2 separate regions of the Homo sapiens genome follow, and region 1 is linked to region 2. The links are chromatin loops, found by intact Hi-C in ENCODE. Cell type or tissue: endothelial cell of umbilical vein. All regions are shown on one strand.

What was found. A loop is a pair of places that touch in the nucleus more often than their neighbours do. Peaks named below come from ENCODE experiments on the same cell type or tissue, not always from the same donor. Only the 100,000 strongest peaks of a DNase experiment are listed, where the experiment ranks them.
Region 1: a loop joins it to region 2, with 3 times the contacts of the local background. A loop is called at or near these places in 2 of 110 quality-filtered maps.

What each region holds. Positions count from the first base shown.
Region 1 is chr10:16,906,930-16,914,929 of GRCh38, reverse strand. It overlaps CUBN (cubilin), which reads left to right. Exons shown (of 67, transcript NM_001081.4): 48 at 938-1,119; 49 at 7,251-7,422. Among named protein-coding and RNA genes, the nearest start is that of RSU1, 94 kb to the right of the region's middle. In endothelial cell of umbilical vein, a CTCF peak has its summit at 4,037; DNase peaks (open chromatin) are centred at 3,979 and 4,269; H3K27ac peaks cover 2,013 bases.
Region 2 is chr10:16,992,116-17,000,115 of GRCh38, reverse strand. All of the region lies in intron 28 of CUBN (cubilin), which reads left to right. Among named protein-coding and RNA genes, the nearest start is that of CUBN, 130 kb to the left of the region's middle. RefSeq lists a cis regulatory region at 3,707-3,724 and an enhancer at 3,643-3,787. In endothelial cell of umbilical vein, no CTCF peak of the experiment used is centred here; DNase peaks (open chromatin) are centred at 3,505, 3,795, 6,955 and 7,165; H3K27ac peaks cover 6,178 bases.

The sequences.
Region 1 (8,000 bases), 85 kb after region 2:
ACCCCTATTTTCTTGGACCTTAATCAGAAATTCACAGTGATAAATGAAAAATTACAGCTGTGATCAATGCTATAAGGGAAAATAACTAGTATCACGAGAGAGATAATAAGAGGATGAGAGTTATACTGTAATGCCCACCTTAAGAGAGTCCTGTAGTTACTCAGAATTTGTCTTACTGCAAACCCAACAAACTCAAATGAAATAAAGATCTTGTTCAGAAAAACTGGGTACTTAACATTAACTTTCTGATTTTCCTCTTTTTTTTTTTTTTGTGAACATGGGGTCTTGCCTTGACCTCCCAAAGTGTTGGGGTTACAGGTGTGAGCCACCACTGCTGGCCAATTTTCTTGATTCTTTTTTTTTTCTTTTCTGAGACAGTGTCTCGCTCTGTTGTCCAGGCTGGAGGGCAGTGGCATGATATCAGCTCACTGCAACCTCTGCCTCCCGGGTTCAAGCAATTCTTCTGCCTCAGGCTCCTGAGTAGCTGAGATTACAGGCGCACGCCACGACGCCCGGCTAATTTTTGTATTTTTATTAGAGACGGGATTTCACCATGTTGGTCAGGCTGGTCTTGAACTCCTGGCCTTGTGATCTGCCTGCCTCAGCCTCCCAAAGTGCTGCAAGTGTGAACCACCATGCCTGGCCCGATTTTCCTGATTCTTAAGTTCATTACATTCATTGGTCTCTCATTTCTTGGGCCATGATGATAACTAAATTGCTGCCTGTGGACTATCACCCATGGAAGGCAGGGTTAAATATTAATAGAGATAAAAAATGAATGTATATGTTCACTAAAATCCTCATGCACATAAATAAATATGGAGACTAATTTTATCTAGAAGGATAATTTTTAAATACCTGAATTTTGAGAGCTTTCTTGATGGAAGGAAACATTTTGATTTGATTGAAAGTTTTCTTGGCTTTTTCCCCACGTCAGAGTGTGGTGGGGATCTTCAGGGCTCTATTGGAACATTTACTTCTCCCAACTACCCGAACCCAAATCCTCATGGCCGGATCTGCGAGTGGAGAATCACTGCCCCGGAGGGAAGGCGGATCACCCTAATGTTTAACAACCTGAGGCTGGCCACGCATCCGTCCTGCAACAATGAGCATGTGATAGTAAGTGTTCCCTGCCGCCTGAGATGTTATATTCCATCATTTAAAGAGTTTACCGACCCATAAATCATAGTCAGAAAACTAGGTCAGGAAAATTGCCATCTATGCAACTATAACTCAGACAAATTCTAAGTATTGTTGAAAGAACAAAATCACAGTAACCTGTCAAAATAATTGTAAAAGTTGTTTGAAGAGACTATCAGCTATCACTCTGTGCATCAGGGTCATAGAATAAATTTTAAGAGTGAATGATCACGACAAATGGCAAAACCGGAGAGGCTGTGGGAAGCTAAGCCTACAGCAGCACACAGCTGAATGGGACCAGAGTCACAGCACAAGCCACCACGAAAGTTCTGAGCAGGTGGGTGGTCCTGCATAAGCACTGCTCTCTCCAGGGGTACAGAGGGACTCTTGGTGGGAGAGCACTGCTACGTGACCTCCATGTCACCAACCTCCAGTGGTTTCACATGTGTCTTCAGCACTCTCAGCTTCCTGCAGTGAAAGAAAGCAAATGAGATCCCTGAGTGTGAATAACAAATAGATTGTTAACTGTGAAGTGCTGTGCACACATATGTGTGTGTAGATAGGAAGATTGGATTAATATTAGTAAATTTATCCACCCAACTTGCCCCTTCTGCAGTGTTTGTTATCTCAGTAAATAATTCCAAACTTCTGGTTGCTTGGGTCAAAAATCTTGATGTCTATTTTGGAATCCTTCCTCTCACACCCTATATGGCATCTATAAGCAAGTCCCATTGGGTGTATCTTTAAAAATATCCACAATTGAACTATTTCTCATCATATCTGCTACTAATACCCCCACCGTTCACTTGGATTATTTTAGAAAGTTCCACCTCGTCCCCCTGGTTCCGTTCTCCTCTCCCTACGTTCTCAACACAGCAGCATGTGATGGTTTTAAACCTCAATCGGATCATGTTGCTGCCTTTGAAAATCCTCTAATGGCTTCTCATCTAACTCAGAGGAAAATCCCAAATTGCACCTGTGGCCCACCTGGCTGACATTATCTGCTGCCCCTCCCTCTTCTACCTGTTTGTCTTATCTCAAACTCCTCTCTTCTTTGCTCTCTGGGATCCAGCCACCTGGCCTCCATTCCGTTCCCTGAATGTGCTGAGATGCTCCCCATCTGGCTGTTGCCTTCATCTGGAATGCCCCTCCCCAGATGGCGGCCTGCTCCACACCCTCACTTCACTGGGGTCTCTGCTCGAATGCCTTTTAATCCATAAGGTCTAAGTACCTTATATTACAGACCCCACCCTGGCCTGACCCTTCTCTGCCATGTTGTTTTGCAGCACTTCACACCTGCTGCCATACATCATTTTGATTTGTTCATCAGTTTATTGTCTGCTTCCCCCACTAGAATGTGAGCTCCTTGAGGTCAAGCCACAGTTTCATTCACTGCTGGGGATTCACTGAATCCCCAGTGCCTGTACATAATAGAGATAAATAATTGTTGAATGAATGGATAGTAGAGGTACTATCATTATCCCTTTTATAACAAGCCACTTTTGTTTTCAGTTTAATCGTCTCCTGTTGGGTAGTGAATTTCAAAAATATGAAATATCTTTGTATCTTATGACCACTTTGTATTGCCGTAAAATGATCTTATTCAACCTTCAGATTTTATTTCCAAGTTCTAATATCTGAAGGACTGAACTGTTTTCTTTCAGATCTTGAAAATAAGAAACCAAGTGTGTTTTCTTTTATTTGAGAGCCAGGAAATTTTGGACTAAGGTTGTTTATTATAAAGAAACTTTTTTCCTATTATTGATTGAATTATATAAACAAAGATGAAGTAGAAAAAATACTAACCACTCCCACTATACCACATTTTGATTCATTTTCTCATCTCTTCTTGGCAAAGCATACTTTATGTACTTGTAATCATGTGATATAAATCCACTTGAATTCTGATTTTAATCTATTTTTCTGGTTATAAATATAATGGATGCTTATTGAGCAATATTTGGAGAGTTCAGAAAATAAAAAATATAAAGATATTTTTAATTCTACTCATGTATTACTAAAATTTTGATGTATGTGCTAACAGTTGTTTTTTACCTTTGAAATTATTTTCATAGTTTAAATCATACTGAATATAATGATTATCAGGAATTTTACAAGCAGAGTATTCACATGTCCTTTAGGAAAGAGAATATGAACAGTCATAGTTTTAGATCTCAAATAAAAGTTACAGTCACAACCACAAATTCCAAAGCAGATCTTACTTGTCATCTCCCTATCCCTTAATTATCAACTTATAACTCTTGCAGCTACTGCTGGTGGGTTTTATGTCATTATTTCTAAATAATATTCCTATTCTACTACTCCTTGCTTTTTTTGGACATTATCTATCCACATCCTACTCTAGAAGATGAGACTTACCCCTTTGCCACCACAAACACACATGGGGTATGCAATGTTTATATACTTTCCCAATCGTCTCCCAAAATACGTATGTCACGCTTTTGCTTAAATTGCTGTTCAGTTGACATTACCATGATTATGTAAACACCATTCACAACTGAGCCAAGTAGTGTAGTATGGCAACATTTGCTTTTGTTTTCCTAAGGAATAATAATAATTGGGTCCTCTTTACATTTTCTTGGGTTTTATGCATTGATCACCAATTCGTCCACACCCTCTCCACCCCAGATGTGCATCTCTACCTTCTGTAGTAAAACATATCAGTTCCATTTCTTTTCCTCAGTAATATCCTTCCTTGAGCCTTTGTACGTCAGCTGCAAGCCTGATGCTAGCTGTCATTTCAGAATTTCCCTTTGCCATCAAATGTGCAAGTTCCTTCATTCTTCTCCTGGGCTAGAGAGCTGACTTTGTGATGCTATGCACGTCCCTTTCTTGGTTAATTTCCTCTTTTGGTGAGGCATACCCTCTTGCGGCTCCCCAAGGAAATGGGCAAGGGCAATAAATCTTTTGAAAAATGGTATACCTGAAATTATCTTTATTTTACCATAAATCTTTGAAAAGTATATATTTAAATATTTTATATGTTTGATATATTAATATATATGAATATATTAATAATAATTTTGAAGTTTTGTGTTGCTCATTTGGGGTCAGTTTTCTTCATGTTCCTATCTCCTGTTTACTAATATTGGTCTCTGCCTTTTACATTAGTCACTTCCCTAAATGTCTGCTGATCCTTGGCTATTCATTCGTATTTAAGAATGAATTACTGAAAGGATGACTGGTATCTCTGTATGCATGAGGGGGCCCTGACTCTTTAGCAAAACCTGCAAACCTACAAATGTCATATCCACAGGTCTTTTCTCTTGGGGAGGTTAAAACTCCAGCGACGAATCACTTTCAGAATTAATTTTTCTTCTGAGTCTTTAGTTCTAATGTCCACATTCCTTTTTTTGAAATGTATTTTTATATGTTCAATGTTTATTTTGGTTCCTCTTTACCCTGCTCCAAACAAGGGCATGTGGGTTGGCCTTTGCCCCTACTCTATTTGATTGAGAACTTGCCGAAAAGAGGAAGAAGAAAGATGAAAGAGGAAGAAGAAGAAAGAGAAGGAGAAGGAGGAGGAGAAGAGGGAGAAGAAGAAGAGGGAGAAGAGAGGGAGAAGGAGAAGAGGGAGAAGGGGAAGGAGAAAAAAAGAAGAACAATAAGAAGGAGAAGGAGAGAAGAAGAAAAGAAGTAGAAGAAGGAGAAAGAGAAGGAGGAGGAGAATGAGAAGGAGAGGGAGAAAGAGAAAAGAAGAAGTAAAAGATGAAAGAAAAAAAAGAAAAGAGTGAAGAAGAAAGAAGATCTGCTGGTGCAGAGGAGGCAGCTTTAACTTTCATTGCACTGCTTCCTAGCTAATACCTTATCCAGCTGGAATGAGCCTAAAATTTCTCTAAACCCACCTGCCTATCTGACTCTCTGTACAGACAGAGAAAATAAAAAGCTATGCCACCCAGTGTGTCCTACAATAAGACCTGTGTCTGATGTTGTCCCTGCTCATAGCAGATCCTAAATCTCACGTGCCTGCTTCCTATCCATTTGTACTCTGAGAGTTGTAGTTTCTAAGTACAAAAGGGATTAGAGGACAATGATGGGAATTGCATTCTGGTTGCTTCTAACAGCAGAAGTCCATGTGATAAATGGATGACTATAACATGTTCAGTCATTGTGATTCTATGCCAAAGGCAGACTCAGAGGCAGGATAACAGCCATTGATCACAGTTTCCGACATGTCCCATTAACCTTATGGTTGGTTCTAATCCCTTTTGATTCCATCAATGTGGTGCCCATTCCTGTTTTCAGCATTATAGAAATATTTTTCCTCATCTGTTTCTTTATGCATTACTTAATGGTTTGGAATCAGAGGGATGGTTTGAATCCCAGTTCTATTATTACATCATCTTTCTGGATTCTGGTATCTTAATCTGGAAAACAGGGATACTGTTATCTGCCTGGGAGGGTGTTTTGTTGATTAGATAAGACAGGCTGAGTGGATGATAAGCAAAGACTGGCATTTTTGTCTGCTCAGTAAATGATAGCAAACTCTTCTTCTGGTCCAGTGAGCCAGAAGACACTTTACACCAGAAGCCCCCAGAGAGCTAAATTTGATTAATTATAGTAAATTTAAAGAGATGACATCTTGGCCGGGCGCGGTGGCTCACGCCTGTAATCCCAGCACTTTGGGAGGCCGAGGCGGGTGGATCATGAGGTCAGGAGATCGAGACCATCCTGGCTAACAAGGTGAAACCCCGTCTCTACTAAAAATACAAAAAAAAATTAGCCGGGCGCGGTGGCGGGCACCTGTAGTCCCAGCTACTCGGGAGGCTGAGGCAGGAGAATGGCGTGAACCCGGGAAGCGGAGCTTGCAGTGAGCCGAGATTGCGCCACTGCAGTCCGCAGTCCCGCCTGGGCGACAGAGCGAGACTCCGTCTCAAAAAAAAAAAAAAAAAAAAAGAGATGACATCTTTTGTTGTGGAGTGCATTCTCCTTCTGCATAACTGTTAGTGCCATAGTCTGAGTCATTATTTCTAATCTTGAGTCATTCAAATCCTTTTAAAAATGGGAATATCAACCATTCAATCAATGAATTATTGTTCAGTTATTTCATCTAGATTTTTTTTGAACTGTGAAAACCAGTCATGCAAATTCATTTGATTTTATAAAGCATTGGAAGAATAGTTTGCGAATTATTGTAACTATGTGAATGACTACAGCTATTATTTAATATTTTAGAGTCAATAATAATCCATTATTGGAAATTCAAATAAGTAAGAAAATTGAAGCTTTGAATCCATAACTAATGAGGAAAGAACTATTATGTTTAATTGCAGATGGAGATTGATTTTTCAAATTACTTTTCAAAGTATTTAAAAATATCTGCTTGCTGGGTGCTGTGGCTCACACCAGTAATCCCAGCACTTTGGGAGGCCAAAGCAGGTGGATCACCTGAAGTCAGGAGTTCAAGACCAGCCTGACCAACATGGTGAAACCCCATCTCTACTAAAAATACAAAATTAGCTGGGCGTGGTGGTGCATGCCTATAATCTCAGCTGCTTGGGAGGCTGAGGCAGGAGAACTGCTTGAACCTGGGAAGTGAAGGATACGGTGAGCCAAGATCACACCGCTGCACTCCAGCCTGGGCAACAAGAGCAAAACTCTGTCTCAAAAAATAAATAAATAAAAATTAAAGTAAATAAAGAAAAATATCTGCTTTATTATGTACATGAAATCATCAGAAACTGATATTTAAGCTTCCCTTCCAAGTAACAAATGTCCTGATGCATTGTTAAGAAAAACTGCCCATCAGTGAGCTCTGCAGACCACATTGTAAGCACAATGGCTCATCTCCTTTACATTGAGAGCACAGTTTCCAGTTGCAAAGTGTATAGCAGCTTTTAATCTATCACCACATGGCAGGAAGGCATTACTGCAATACTTTCATTCTAGTGAAATCACCCTGAAGTCACAAAATGTGCTCGGGGTAACAGTGGCTTGTGGCACTGCGATAGAAACCTGCATTGTTAGGTCATTCATTTTGGGGCAGGGTTCCCATAAAAGGAAGTGGGTCTGGGCTGGAAATATCACCTCCTAGGAAATATGCAGTAAGATGGATTGTGTGCCTGAAGGTTAAACTCTTTTTCCAACAGGTATTCAATGGCATTAGAAGTAACTCACCCCAGCTAGAGAAACTGTGTAGTAGTGTGAATGTAAGCAATGAGATTAAATCTTCAGGAAACACAATGAAAGTCATTTTTTTCACGGATGGATCCAGGCCATATGGCGGCTTCACTGCTTCCTATACCTCCAGTGAAGATGCAGGTAATGTAGGATGTTGTAAATGCCCCCCATTTTAATCAGGGGCACTGCAGATGCCCCCATCTACTGCCAATGGCAGCAGAGCCATCCATTTTCCCTTTAGTGATACTTGAAATCTTTGACATAAGACAAACACACATAAGCAGATGAAAAACGCACTGCAGACAGAAAAAAAGCTTTCTGATTTCAGAAAGAAACTGCCATAGTGAATTTAAAACTTTTAATGCTATTAGATTAGCTTCTAGCACAGTTTCAGGTCATGTTACCATGAGGGTTGGTGACCTGTTCCGTAGTCCCTGGTCAATTCTTTTGTGCTGAAAGAAACCATCTACCTCCTAGAGGGTAACTTAGTCTCAGAGAGTAATTAATTTTGCTGGGGACAGAACAGGCTTTATTGTTTCTAGTCATCTATCCACACACATATTTCCAGTGAAAATAAATGGGAGGTTTGATTTGATATAGAATATTCCAAAATTAAGCAAGATATGGCCTCTAATTATAAATATCCTCCTATTTCCTGAATTGGGTTCAAAATTTTAAAGGGTTTTAAATTTTAGAAGTGGGAGTGTTTTAAAATTTAG
Region 2 (8,000 bases):
AATTTAGTTGTTTTTCTTCCCCTAAGCTAAGGACCCAGGCTGGCTGGATGCAGGATTTGCCCTGCGAGGGGCCTGCAGCATGGGATGTTGTAATCAGAGAAAACAACCTTGAGGCTCAGATTTGGACAGAGTTTAAAGGGTCACAGAACACCACTGCCATGGACGTGGTGCTGCCCACCTGTGTCCATTTCTCCGGGTGGAGTCCTCTCCCTGCAGAGGGAAGGTTAGAGGTTGGAGGAGGTGAGGGAAGGAATCAGGGAGAGGCCTGCAATGTAGGTCCCTGGAGGCTCTTTGAGCTTTTCCCTGCAAGAGCCCTGTGTACCAAAATAATGAAATTGAAGGAATGCAGGTTTGAATAATATTTCTAAATAGAAGTATGACTGTTGAACTTGGAAACTGCCTACAGAGAACATGTTTTCTCTGTCTTTGTTTGTTTGAGGGATTTCATAAAGAAGCTTTCAGTAGCCTTAGGCATGACTGCTTATTTCAGGGAAGGTTAGTACAGTTATCTTAGTCTCATTTCTTTCCTTGTACCTTTTTATACTAAACTTTGTTTAGAAGTCTTCAATCATTTCAAAAACATCCAAGGAGAGGGAAAAGAGATTGATCAAATGATTGATTTCTCCTGAAGAATTGTAAGCAAGGGATTTCTACTGGGAAACCATTTTTTAATTTGATTGAAATTAGTAGCTTAAAAGGAAACTGATAAAGTTAATCAAAGTGAAAAGATGACAAGATTGGCTAACTTCTCTAGGTTAAGACGAAAGATAGTATCCTTTTGTATACAGGAAATTAAAATTTATATTACACAGAAACTCCAAAATTATGGCTTCTTTGGATTTCTTTCTCTTTGATGATGTACTAAAGGGAAACACATCAGTATTTAGATCTAGGCCATCTTAGATAGTCAGATGGCTATGACAGTCTTAACTTTGAGTATTTATATGACATCTTGAATAGGAATGTAAAGGTCATTATATAGCGGTCCACAGCATTGATTTCTAAGCTTCTTGTATCTGTTTTCCAAGTCACTGACTTCATGCAATAACTTATTCTTTCACTGTTTTTTATTGTATCTCTACCATTGAAACCCGATGCTCTACTTTATATCCACTGCTGTATAGAAATTAGTCGAATAAAATGGATTATCACAAAATATGGGGCAAGGATGAAGTCTCCATGGAACATGAAACTTTCTAAACGTTCATTGACTCTCCAACACTAAAAATCGTTATGACTTAACTCCCTGGTTCTTGGGTTTACCTGTTTCTTCCTGATGTGATACCTGGCCCTGTATTTGCTGCTAGTTTTCTCAACAATAGACCTTTTCTGTTTTCATGAAAATCTTACCCTTGACCAACCATCCTCTAAACCTCAAGATGACAAATAGGAAGTAATAATTACAAGATGGAATACAGAAAGTTTACAAATGTGCACTCCTTGAATACCACACAAATAGTTGTTACCATTTTGTACCTACCTGGGAGTTTGGCCACCTCAATTATCAGGGAAAGAATGAGGATACATTAGCTTCTTAGGGCTACTGTAACTAAGTACCACAAACTGGGTGGCATGGGACAACAGAAATTTGTTCTCTTTATTCTGGAGGCTGGAATTCCAAAGTCAAGGTGTTGGCAGGGTCATCCCTCTGACGGCTCTAGGGAAGACCCTTCCTTGCTGCTTCTAGCTTCTGTTGATTGATGGCTGTCTTTGGCTTTCTAAGCCTTGTAGATGCATAACTCCAATTTCTGCCTCTATCCACACATGACCTTCTTCCTTCTTGGTGTCTGGGACCAAATTTCCCTCTTCGTATAAGGATACCAAGAATATTGGATTTCAGTTCCACCCCAATCCAGTATGATCTCATTTTAACTTGACTGCATCTGCCAAGGCCCTTTCCTCCAAAAAGGTCACAGTCACAGGTTCCTGGTAGGCATAAGTCTCGGGGGACAGTGTTCAACCCAATACAGGGACAACTCTCTCCTCTCCTGGAGTCACGATGTTTTGTCCTCTTCTTCCTTTTCACTCTCTTCTTTCTTCCTTCTTTTTTCTCAAGGAAATTTTATGTTCCTTGGCCTTTATATTACTTGATTTTCTTCTTTGATTTCATCTCGTGATCACTCCAGTTTGTGTCCCCTTCCTCACAGAATACATGCTATCTGACTAAATCCCTCAGAAAAATCCATCTGCACATGCTTCATGTCCTTATGAATTTGAGGAGCTCCACCCTTGGCCTTGTGTTCAGAGAGGACTAGTGACCCTAGTAGGACAGATGCCTATCACTTGGCCACATACCTGTGAAATGTTGGGGAATTAACTGGTAACATCAAACCAGGAATTACTGACTTTTTGTGGTTCTCATTACATGCCAGTCACCTTTGGACAACTTTGGCCATTTTAAGGAGCACATATTCCTGTCCACTTCCCCACCCTCCCTGACCTGAAAGTTTCTGTTCAAAATCCTTGTAATTACGTTTTTTTATGTTTCATAGATGTATCGGAAGTGAGGCCTGTATACTCACTCCAGGAAATAGTTCACTTTGCCTTGGGTTGGGCCTTCCCCAGATTCTGAGCTCTTAGTTACCAATTCACATCACACCTGCCTTACCAAAAGGGTCCTTGCTGGCAGTTTCTCTTCTGTGTCCTCCCTTCCTCCACAAGCTGCCTTTTTTTTTTTTTTTTTAGATGGAGTCTCACTCTGTTGCCAGGCTGGAGTGCAGTGGTGTGATCTCAGCTCACTGCAACCTCCACTTCTTGGGTTCAAGTGATTCTCCTGCCTCAGCCTCCTGAGTAGCTGGGACTACAGGTGCCTGCCACCACGCCCAGCTAATTTTTTATATTTTTAATAGAGACAGGGTTTCACCATGTTTGCCAGGATGGTCTCGATCTCCAGACCTTGTGATCGGCCTGCCTTTGCCTCCCTAAGTGCTGGGATTACAGGCATGAGCCACTGCGCCCAGCCCACAAGCCGCCTTTTTACACAATGAAGGCAAACTGGCCTTGCCAATGAAGCACATCTCAAGGTCTTATAGAGCAGAAAGAGTTTTTATTGTTAAGTTATAGAAAAAAAGCTATTAAAATATAAATTGAGCATTTTAATGAAGCACGTGAACATCCTCACTAATTACTTTTAAAATTTAATTCTCTTTCACTGTGCCTTGGCTTTTGGCTTCGTTTTAACAGCAACTGTTGATTTCCCAGGCATTTCCTTTAGGAATGAAGGGATAAGGGTGGGAGGGTGTCGGTGATGAATCACTTCTCTCTTCCTTTTCTGCCATCCTCTTTGGGCTTTAGCCATGTGTATTTCAAGATGTTATTCCTCCTGATGCCATCAGTTTATGGCATATAGTTTCAGGAAAATGCCAGCCAGCAAAGCGCTGACTGCATTTGAGCAGTCGCCGGGCAATACAGCAGTTACTTTTTAAATTTTGTGCCTTGGATTCCATTTAGCTGTTTCATTACTGGTTTGCTTTTATTAAAGCTCTTATTAAAAACACACAGATACGAACTTAAAGATAGTACCTACATAGGAGATTATTATTAAATGTTTCAGTACTGGAATTTTATAACTCATGGCTTGTTTTGGACAAAAACCAAAACAATATTAGTGAAGTTCTTTTATGAAGGTATTTTAAGTTATCTACACAAGTAAGCAGGTTTAGCAACAGCTTGTAACTCTTGGTTGTTATGAGTTCAGCAGATCAATGTGCTTCCTGCAGATAAAGCAAGCACTTCCTTTCGGCAGATGAGTGAGAGTTTGGAGGAAAATCAAGGCAAACAGATGATCAGTCACCAGCTCTAAAACTTTTATAAAGATTAACTCTTTAAAACTGAAAAACATAGGCTTCTCTTCAGGGCATTATTTTATTCCAGTTCAGCTGATGTCTAATGATGTATTCTGTTAGATTTTGCCTCAAAGTCAATTAAAAGATTTTTGCTTTGTTTACGTTTTCCAGGTTGCTATGGTGATTGTCTTCAGTGGAGGGACAGGACAGTAATGAGGGCAGCATTCAACATTGTTAGTTCCGTGCCTTTGAGCTGAAGTTCTCGGCAAGGCATGGGGGAGAGAGAACACAGAAGTGGAGGTCAGGATCGGGGAGGGTGGGTGTCACAATAGGGTTTTGTACCCACATCTGCCATTCACTAAGTGATATGAGCATGTTCCACAGCTTTCTTGAACCTCACTTTGCTCACCTCTACAATGGGCCTGACATCATTGTTACCTGCCTCCCGTTGTCATGATTAATTTCAAATAAAATAATGCATTTCAAATAAAAATAATTCAAATAAAATAAAAGCACTTGAGAACTGAACTACCATAAAAATATGGATTGTCTTTTAAAAAATTTTTGTGCACCTTAATGAAAAACCAATTTCTTACCTCTTCTCTAGCTATTCATGATAGCTTTTTAACCAGTAATTCCTCTTCTAGCTCCAAGTCTTTGTCTCAAATCTGGGGATAAAGTCTTGTGAGGATACAAAACACGGCCAGGTGTGGTGGCTCATACCTGTAATCCCAGCACTTTGGGAGGGAAAGGTGGATCACTTGAGCCTAGGAGTTCAAGACCAGCCTGGGCAATATAGCAAGATCCTGTTTCAAAAGAAAAGAGTAAAAAAAAAATGTAAAGATAGAATACACAGCATGTGTGAAAGGATTATGATATGCACAACATTTAGCTAAAAACTTTGGATTGTTTCATTCATTCTATGTAACAACCCTATGAAGTAAGTATTCATACAGCTATAGATGAAAGAAAGGTTAGATTACTTACCTAGGAACTATCACAGCCAGTTTAGGAACCCATTTGTCTGAACTACAGCCCATGCTTCCTCTGTTACACTATAATGTTTCCAAAAGTTTTGCAATCTAACATGCCAATTAAGCAGTTCTAAAATCGTGTCTACTCCATGAAAACTTTCTCTTACCAAAGTGACAAAGAGCCACTGTGTCTATTTCTCTCAAAACTCTTTATTCCTCATGTCACTGTTCCTTTCTTGGTTGGTATTTTCATCTTTTTCATTTTTGAGACGGGGTCTTGCTCTGTCGCCCAGGCTGGAGAGCAGTGCTGTGATCTCGGCTCAATGCGACTTCCACCTCCTGGGTTCAAGCAATTCTCCTGCCTCAGTCTCCTGAATAGTTGAGATTACAGGCGCATACCACCACGCCCAGCTAATTTTTGCATTTTTAGTAGAGACAGGGTTTCACCATGTTGGGACAGGCTGGTCTCGAACTCATGACCTCAGGTGATCTGCCCACCTTGGTCTCCTAAAGTGTTGGGATTACAGGTGTGAACTACCACGCCTGGCTGGTATTTTCATCTTTTAAATTATCTTCTTTTATCTTCTTTTGAAAGGCTTTTCTAAATCATTGTCATCTATTTTAGATTATGAATGACCGGTGTTAAAAACTTCTGTATTTCTTTTACATTTTATTGTTCATTCAACCAGACAGGTAACCGGATGACGACAAGGATGTTGGTGGTCTAAACATCCCTGCCTGTGTTATTTCCTGATGGGTATTGGTTTATATAACTTCTTTCCTCTCCAGACTTGTGTATTCTCCATCTCTTTTTCCCTTCCCTGTTTGTTATCCCTTTGTCATGCATCCAGAGTCGCAAATATGACTGGTAATGGCAGGATGAGTTATTTATTCTTATTTGTAACTTACCAGTGATTAACATGTAAAGGATAGAATAGTATTCAGGTTGTTTTCTTCAAATAAAAACTTATTGAAATTACTCTTAGTAAACTGAAGGAGAAGCAAAAAGGGTTTAATAACTTGCAAGAAGACATGTGGGCAATAACACTTTTTATGTCTATAAATGTCTTTCTTTTTTTCAAGAGATATTAAATATGCTTGGCTTCTATAGCACTGCTTGTATTATGGGCAGATGCTCAATAAACACTTATGAGTGAATGAAGGAATAAATAAATGGAATTGGGAAGCTATTTTACCTCTTTCAAATTTTAGAAATACGAAGACAGTTAAGTTTCTACCGTAATTACCAGAATTACAACGTGCAGGTTTGTTACATATGTATGCATATGCCATGTTGGTGTGCTGCACCCTCCTAGTACTGTATAATTTTGACCAGAAAGTACCACTAAATTAATCTATCCTATTTTGCATTTGCTGTGAACTTTTAATTCAAATGTTTCCTTTTGATATGTTAATCCTCAGAGGTAGTGAGAGCATGAAGGAGAAAAAGAAAACTTCAGAGATTTCAAGCCCTAACTGTTTCTTTCCCTCTTTCTCATGATCATACAATATTTTTCCTGACAGAGTATCACTTATAAAATTGAAATTTCTCAGCTGGGCATGGTGGCTCACACCTGTAATCCCAGCACTTTGGGAGGCCAAGGCGGGTGGATCACCTAAGGTCAGGAGTTCGAGACAAGCCTGGCCAACATGGTGATGAAACCCCATCTCTACTAAAAAAAAAAAAAGAAAAGAAAAAGAAATTTTTCTTTAAGAAGCATACATATATGTGCTATTAACAAGATATACTTAAAAGTAAAATTTTGCTCTTTTTATTAAAGAAAACCTTGTGGATTATTTGCTTTAAATACTAGGAAAAAAGACATTGTGGGTCCATATAACTATACTGTAATTTTTTTAAAGCAATACTGAATGCCCCGAATCTGTATTACCATTCCAGTTTACAGCGACAATTTAAGGGTATTAGTATCCTGTTATTTGCGAAGGAATTCACAAGGAAATGTAAAACAATTGGAAAAGACAATGGAAAAATGTTACACAGAGTTTTATGTGAATCAACTAAGATAAAAAAATTGAATCAGATTGGCTGATGAACGAATGCTAAATAAAAATGCAGAAATGAGCTATCTAAACTTTCATTTCCTTCTTATCTTTTATATCATGTGGCCATAAAGTTATTTTCCTCTAGATTTTTTCCATTGGATAATTTATTTGATACTACTGATAGAAAGAACCATCTGAGCTGAAAATGCAAGTTGAGAAAAAAATTTCAGTAACAGGCTTTGCTTACCTGTAATGTATTTTAGTAAAAGGTGGTACATCTTAACACGAGTTACATGAGGCACTGTGTTGTACCACTCCGGAAGCATCCTGTTATAGAATGTCCTGTGAGCGGTGCTCCCTGGAGTTGGGCATTGGTACAGGAGATACGGACAATCTGTGATGATTTTGGCTTCAGGAATATTTGCCATGTGTTGTTGTAGTCGGACAAATATTTTCTCATCTTTTACGGTACTTGTGTTTTTTTAAGATTCATCATAGTCTCTAAACAATGTCAGCACATCTAATTTTAAACAGCTTTTTCGTAGGCTTTAGAAATAAAAGCCGGAACTTTTTAGGACACAGGAAAGATATTGCTCTGTGCAATACATTTAAAGTCTGAAAACGCAGAGGTTTTCAAGTGAAAGGAGACTGAGAAGTCAAGAAGATAGTAGTGCTTTGAGCTAGAGTCAGATTTCTCTGCCGAATCAAGATTCTTAGAATTCTCAGTGCTTCTCAGTGCAGTGGGGAATTCTGCACGGAGATTTTTTTTTTAACTCCTTAACTTTTAAAAGCTTTTCTTCTAACTCACTGTACAGGAGGAATTTGCATAGAGTGGACAGTAGACAAGATCTCAGACTTGGTGTCTTACTTTAGAAGCCATGGTAGTTTAATGTTATGTGAAAAATGCACGTTTACTCATAATGGAGTGAGGAGGCACTGTTACTTTTATTTTATTTTTTATTATTATACTTTAAGTTCTAGGGTACATGTGCACAATGTGCAGGTTTGTCACATATGTATGCATGTGCCATGTTGGTGTGCTGCACCCATTAACTCGTCATTTACATTAGGTATTCCTCCTAATGCTATCCCTCCCCCCTTCCCCCACCCCATGACAGACCTTGGTGTGTGATGTTCCCCACCCTGTGTCCAAGTGTTCTCATTGTTGAATTCCCACCTATGAGTGAGAACATGTGGTGTTTGGTTTTCTGTCCTTGTGACAGTTTGCTCAGAATGA